Linked DNA regions of Homo sapiens: region 2 is linked to region 1. Evidence: chromatin contacts called from ENCODE Hi-C or POLR2A ChIA-PET data. All regions are on one chromosome and are shown on one strand. The core of a region is the stretch at or near the end of the contact, and the rest is flanking DNA. Distances in the headings are between cores, read along the strand shown.

Region 1 (3,527 bases), core at 471-2,970:
AGAGATACTGAGCTGAGCCAATAGTTTGGAGCAGTGGTTATGGACACAATAAGACTAAGGCTGCCTGAGATAGAATCTTGATTTCATATTCTCATTAGTTGTATGACCTTCAGTAATTTGCTAAAGCTCTCCACACATGCTTCAATTTCTTAATGTAAAATGTGGGCAATTATCGCATCTAACTTCTAGGACTGTGTTTGAAAATCAACTACTTTGCTTAACATTTAAATATTTAACAAAAGTCGGCTATTATTAGCAAAAGCAATGTGCCTGTTCTAAAGAAGTTCACACATTTGGCTGGGTACGGTGGCTCACGCCTGTAATACCAGCACTTTGGAAGGCTGAGGTCAGGCGTTCGAGACCAGCCTGGCCAACATGGCGAAATTCTCTCTACTAAAAGTACAAAAATTAGCCGGGCATGGTGGCATGCACCCTGAGTAGTCCCAGCTACTCAGGAGGTTGAGGCTGGAGAATTGCTTGAACCCGGGAGGCGGAGGTTGCATTGAGCTGAGATCGCACCACTGCACTCCAGCCTAGGCAACAGAGCTAGACTCTGTCTCAAAAAAAAAAAAAAAAAAGAGTTCACACATTTGTGAGGCAGCCAGCCAGCCAAAAAGTTATAGTCCAGTGGAATAAGTGTTATGGCATAGGGATGCACAGGAGGCCAGAAGGAGAGGTGACATGGAATGCAGTTTCCTGGAGGAGGTGATGGCTGAGCAAAGCCTTGAAGGATGAAGAGGAGCTGGCCAGGGGGAGGAGGAGGTAACAAGAGGGAAGACCAAGCTAAAAATATAGAAGGAGTTTTCTACTTTGGTTACACTAAGACCTTTCCAAATAAAATGTTCTTGACAATAGGAAATCAGTGAGAATATAATGGACTTAAAAATAATCTTGGCATTTGAACAAGCAAGGCACTCAACTCTGAAAATACTAAAGAAATCACTATGCCCAGCAGACAGTTTTAGGGTTTCCCCCTCTGAAGGAAAGTTTCAGCCGCACTAGGCCTGTTCGGCTGCGTCTGGCTGCGAGCCGTGGTTGGGTGATGAAGTCTCATTCGGCAAAACAGCTCTTGTGAGAAGGAATGGGCTGGGGAGGTCGTGATTCAGCCAGGACGGCCACTAGCATGTCACCTTCTGATGTGATCCTGAATGGCCCTCTCCCTCCTGCCACAGCTAACTATGCTTTACAGAATCAGGAGCTTCTCTGGCTGCATGGAAGCTGAGCCATGCTTCTGTTCGGTATATTTCCAACCACACTGGGAGCCAGGCACTTCTCTTCTGGAGAGGAACTCTGTGAGCTAGGCCGATGGTGTCGCTGGTCCTTCTATCTTCTTAGTCACAGACTCTTTGATTACCAGGAAGAAAGGCCAGTTCACTATGGCTTTGGGGAAATGGGGTATTACTGGACGGGTACAAGGGTATCTCAAAAAAAGCAAGAGCTGGAAAGACTGCTGGGCCTCCTGAGGGGCAGGACCAGTGACCAGAAAGCCACCCAAGTCCAAGGTTAGCTGCGAGGCCATGCTGCTCTGCTCCTCTGCACACCCAAGGGATCCTGCTTCCTCCCTGCAAGTTTGCTTTCTCCACCTCCCGAGCTCAGGGTCTAGATATGACACTCCCTCCACCCAGCCCCACGTGCATGCAGACTGACCCAGGCTCTGAGGCATAATCCCGCATGGTCCAGGAGGAAGCCTCCGTGCGAACAGTGGTTGTCTTTCTCTGCCTGCCATCCACTTCCTCTTCTTCAGTTCTCCTTTAGGGACCCACTCTCCACCCAGCCTGTCTCTGGGCTCCCTATGGGTCCCGCTCCAGCTCTGACCCTAGAGTAGGCATGAGATCAAGGCTGGGAAAATCAAAGTCCTGCATGCACCACCGTGAGGGTGTTCCACCCCATCCAGGCCCATCAGGAGCCTGTATGACAGGGAGAGAGCTGAGGGGTTTCATAGCCACATTTCTTGGCCTGTGAGGATCTAAGCTCAGAGCTGCTGGTGAGCCCCACAGGAGAGGAACCTACTAGAGAACACAGTACAGAGACGCAGAACCTAAGGGGGAAAAGGCGGGTAGGAGGATAGGGGAGGAGGGGAAGTGGAGAGGGGGAGGAGGGGGGAGTGAAATGGGAGGAGGAGGGGAGAGTGAAACGGTGGGAGGAGGGGGGAGTGGACCGGGGAGGAGGAGGTGGGGGAAGAAGACAGCAGGAGGGGGCGGAGGAGGAGGAAGGGAGAAAGGGAGGAGGAAGGAGAATAGCTGAGACCCTAGATCAAGCTACAACAGAATGTTTTACTTATATAAGGCAAAAAATTGTTTTGTTTTAGCCAGCTCAAGGTAAGATTTTGCCACTTGTAGTGAAAAGACCTGAGACCAACAGAGAATCTGATTGGGCCAGTATCTGGGTAGTTTTCTCCTGTGTGAGTGCTCACTCTGGGCCAATGAGCTGTGGCCAGAGCCTGCCTCTGCGCATGTGTGCGGCGTGTGCAGGAAGAGAAGGGGAGTGGATTGCGACACACTCCAAAGGCTACCTCCTCCTTGGTGCTCACAGCATTGCCCTTTCTGGGTTTAACTGGCCTTCTAACTCATCTACACAATTCAAAGCTCCTTCCTGTATCCTTCGCCGTGACTGGGAATTGTTGGCTGGGACAACCTTGCAGCCAACACCAAGAGTATAAATACTTCCTTTCTCCCTCTAGAAACAGGACCAGTGATAGCTGTCTAACAACAAAATGTACATAATAAATACAAAACCCTCAAATAACTACTGATCTTTAATCAAAGAGCTGCAACTTCTCAGGCAGCCACAGAAGCAAGACCACTCAGTGTCTGCATAGGGCTCGCGTTTGATGCTTCTTCCTCCTCTGCAACCAGGCAAGGTTTCCGTCTGGTTTCTCCAGAAGACTTCTGCCTCCCTGTCCCAGTGTTATGGAGACCTGTCCCCCGCCGAAATGCATTTAAGAGGTTTTAAATAATGCCAAGCAGATGGTGGTCAGCTCGGGGCAGATATGCTACAAAATGCCAACTAAGGTCCCTCTGGGCTCACAGATGGAACGTGGCTGCCACTTCCCAATGGGCCTGAGGTTTCTCCACGTGCAGTGCAGAGCCCAAGGTGAAGCTGTTAAGGCTCTCCATCCATCTACAGATGCACAGTCTTTTTTGCACAGCTGCAAGACTGTGCTTATGGTCTTTAATCTTCCTCTTTGAAAAGCATCCAATTTAGGAATTTTTGCAGTAATCATTTCAGAGTAATGAAAAACAAACAGAACAATAGAACATTTCAGATGTGATAGGCACACTCTCTGCACCTCTCTCTAATGTATGTTTAAAGAGATGTATTAGTCATCACGAGGAACCCTCTTTTGTCTCCCCACGCAATCAAATTGCACCCGTATGCAGACCACAAACATCGTAATACAGTTAATTTACCCAATGTACTCATTTCTCTCTCATAACAATGCCCGTAAGATAGCATTCAATTTTGTTTTAAAATTTCCTCACATACAAGATGGGGCTGGGATGAACATTTTTCCATCTTGCAGGCTT
Region 2 (3,527 bases), core at 436-2,935, 190 kb before region 1:
TTTGACATCGCCTCTAAGGGATGAGTTGATGAGAGCGGAGGAAAGGAAAAAGGGCATCCTAGGCCATTGGTTCACAACCTTGGTTGCTCATTGGAGTCATCTGGGGAAATTTAAAGAGTACTGTTGGCCAGGCATGGTGGCTCACGCCTGTAATCCCAGCACTTTGGGAGGCTGAGGTGGGTGAATCACCTGAGGTCAGGAGTTCAAGACCAGCCTGGCCAAGATGCTGAAACCCCGTCTCTACTAAAAATACAAAAACTAGCTGGGTATGGTGGCACATGCCTGTAATCCCAGCTACTTGGGAGGCTGAGGCAGGAGAATCACTTGAACCCGGGAGGCGGAGGTTGCGGTGAGTCGAGATTGCACCATTGCACTCCAGCCTGGGCAACAAGAGCGAAACTCCATTTCAAAAAAAAAAAAAATACTGTTGCCCACACTGCCCCTCCAAAGACTCTGATCCAAATGGTCTGGGGTAAAGCCTGGGCATTAGGATTTTTTTAAGCTCCCAAGGCGATTCCAATATGCAACCATGTTAGAAAACAGCTGTTCTAGGATAGGGGACCACCGGCAGAAATGTCTGTTACCAGAGGGAGACTAACATGCTTGAGGAACTGAGGGCCAGGAGGGCTGGAGGGTAGAGAGTGCAGGAGAGTGACGTAGAGTGGGGACGAGAGGTGGGCAGATGGTGGACCTGATGATTCGCCTCAGAGGACATGTTAGGGAGGCTGGGCTTGGAGGGTACAAGGACGATGGGGGAGTGACATGATCCAATGGGCATTTCCAAAAGATGCCTCTAGCTCAGGTTCATGAACAGATTGGAGGGGAGCCCAAGGGTGGGGGTACCATTCTGGAGTGATAGAACCTTGGTCCCAATGGTGACAGGTGATGAGGACTTGGACTAAGGCAGTGACAGCAGGTGACAGCAATATGGTGGGCAGAGTCAAGAGTTCTATGTTGGCTGGGTGCAGTGGTTTATGCCTGTAATCCCAGCACTTTGGGAGGCTGCGGCGGACAGATCACAAGGTCAGGAGTTCGAACCAGCCTGGCCAACGTGGTGAAACCCCGTCTCTACTAAAAATACAAAAATTAGCCAGGAGTGGTGGCACGCACCTGTAGTCCCCAGCTATTGGGGAGGCTAAGGCAGAAGAATTAGTTGAACCTGGGAGGCGGAGGTTGCAGTGAGCCAAGATCATGCCACTGCACTCCAGCCTGGGGGACAGAGTGAGACTCTGTCTCAAAAAAAAAAAAAAAAAAAAAAAAAATTCAATGTTACCAATTCTTATGATCCAATCAAAACCTTTGATTTGACAGATGGGAAAGTGAGGTCAGAGAGATGACAGGGCTCATTCTAGATAATTCCATAATAGGATAAAGCAGAAGGAAAGAGAAACCAACTTGGCCCTAACAACCTGTGGTTTAAATGATAAACAAGACCAGAGGAGAAGAGAAAAGGAAATGAGGATGAGAGCATCAAGCAAAGATAAAAGAAGACACATCCAACGCACACACATACACACATGCTCGCATGCTCACAAATGAGAAGACCAAAAGGTCAGTGGCAAGTTGAAAAATAGATGGTGTAATTATAAAGCTGTCTGAAATGCCAGCCAGGGTCAGCCCTGTGACCCGTCCTTCCGTGCCTGGCAGGGACACTGGGGGAGGGCTGGGGAAAGCTGCCAACCTGCTTGACATTCAGCTTCTATGGCGGTGGGTGGAGGGAGCGTTCCATGCCATGCCTTGCCTCTGTTCTCCATGGCAGAATCTGGGACTTTCTCTCCAAGATAGCCGAAGCCTGTTGACAGCCTGTCCCAACTCTGTAGTCACGTGGAGAAAGGTTATTTCCAGCACCCCACTTTTAGCCACACATTAAACAGATGGGGTCCTTCCTTTTCCGTTGGTAATGATCCCCTGCCTCTAAAGAGGTGACTTTTTAGTGTCTTTCTTGAGAAAAGGAAATGGTGACTCACATCTCACCAGCCTGAAATAATTAGCTTCAGGCAAATGCATGTAGATATGGGTAAATACTTTAAAGTGAAGCCTTCTAATCAGTAGTCTCTACGTTTATCAGGAAACAAGCAGATGGTGTGAGGTTTTCTAAAAAACACAGAAATCAGAAACAAATAGTTCCATGACATCCTGGGTTAGACAGATCATTAATTGGGTACTAAATTCTACCGAAGGCTTAGGGAAGAATATATCATTCTGAAATGTTAGAGCTAGAAGGACCCTCTAAGAAAACGTAGTCTAGGGATGGCCAATAAATGACACTCTCACCATCACATTCCCCCTCATACCCACACCAGGCATTAATAATCTGTCACAGAACTACTGACCGCTGAGTCCTCCTAAAGACAGTATTCCAGGCATGCATTATCAATCACGGTTATCACCCAAGATCTGCATTGTCTTTATATAGTAAAATAAAATTTTAAAATTCAGTGCCTCAGTTACACTAGCCACCTTTCAAGTACTCAATAGCCACATGTGGCTATTGGATAGCACAGAATAGAACATTTCAATCATTGCAGAAAGTCCAGCTGGACAGCCCTAGAACCATATTTCCCAAATGGCAGTCATGTTTAATATATCATCTTCACACTTTTTGCCACATTGACTTGTTTTATTTATTTATTTATTTATTTATTTATTTATTTATTTTTATTTTTGAGACAGAGTCTCGCTCTGTTGCCAGGCTGGAGTGCAGTGGTGCAATCTCAGGTCACTACAACCTCCACCTCTCAGGCTCAAGAGATTCTCGTGCCCCACCCTCCCGAGTAGCTGGGATTACAGGCACGCGCCACCACACCCAGCTAATTTTTGTATTTTTAGTAGAGACGGGCTTTCACCATGTTGGCCAGGATGGTCTCAGATTCCTGACCTCAAGTGATCCGCCTGCCTTGGCCTCCCAAAATGCTGGGATTACAGGTGTGAGCCACCGCACCCGGCCACACATTGACTCTTTTTTACAAAAAAATTATCTAATAAGTAAATGTTTAAAATTATCAAAGGAAATGGAAAGCTAGTTTACTTTTTTGTTGTTGTTTTTTTTTTGAGACCGAATCTCACTCTATCACCCAGGCTGGAGTGCAGTGACACGATCTTGGCTCACTACAACATCTGCCTCCTGGGTTCAAGTAATTCTCATGCCTCAGCTTTCTAAGAAGCTGGGATTACAGGTGTGTGCCACCACACCTGGCTAATTTTTGTATTTTTAGTAGAGATGGGGTTTCATCATGTTGCCCAGGTTGGTCTCAAAGTCCTGACCTCAATGATCCACCCACCTCGGCCTCCCAAAGTGCTGGGATTACAGGCATGAGCCACCACCCCCAGCTAAGCCTTTCTTATTGATTTTAAAGTACCATGAGTTGCACACTCTCATGATTAGCACGGATTGGAACAACCATGAGAGGAAGAGGAGTTTGCTCAAGGTCAATAAACAAGAATGGTGAGAGGAAGGGGGATGGCATGTACACACACACAAACACACATACACACACACACATGCTCGCAGAGGCATTGCAAACAAT

What was found. A loop is a pair of places that touch in the nucleus more often than their neighbours do. ChIA-PET counts read pairs that join two places held with the same protein, here RNA polymerase II (POLR2A). Pooled maps may share reads with other maps.
Region 2: a map of endothelial cell of umbilical vein shows a loop between it and region 1 (3-fold over the local background). The contact joins two enhancer-like sites. A Hi-C loop is called at or near these places in 1 of 168 maps with a recorded cell type or tissue (endothelial cell of umbilical vein) and 7 of 50 pooled maps. POLR2A ChIA-PET finds 5 or more read pairs at or near these places in 2 of 52 experiments (OCI-LY7 and endothelial cell of umbilical vein).

The regions. Positions count from the first base shown.
Region 1 is chr16:12,457,709-12,461,235 of GRCh38, reverse strand. All of the region lies in intron 18 of SNX29 (sorting nexin 29), which reads right to left. Among named protein-coding and RNA genes, the nearest start is that of SNX29-AS2, 87 kb to the right of the region's middle. RefSeq lists an enhancer at 1,627-1,786. Within about 2 kb of position 1,720, at least 12 of the 41 ENCODE cell types and tissues checked have a DNase peak (open chromatin) inside an H3K27ac peak, as active enhancers do.
Region 2 is chr16:12,645,074-12,648,600 of GRCh38, reverse strand. No RefSeq gene overlaps it. Among named protein-coding and RNA genes, the nearest start is that of SNX29-AS3, 36 kb to the right of the region's middle. Within about 2 kb of position 1,685, at least 3 of the 41 ENCODE cell types and tissues checked have a DNase peak (open chromatin) inside an H3K27ac peak, as active enhancers do.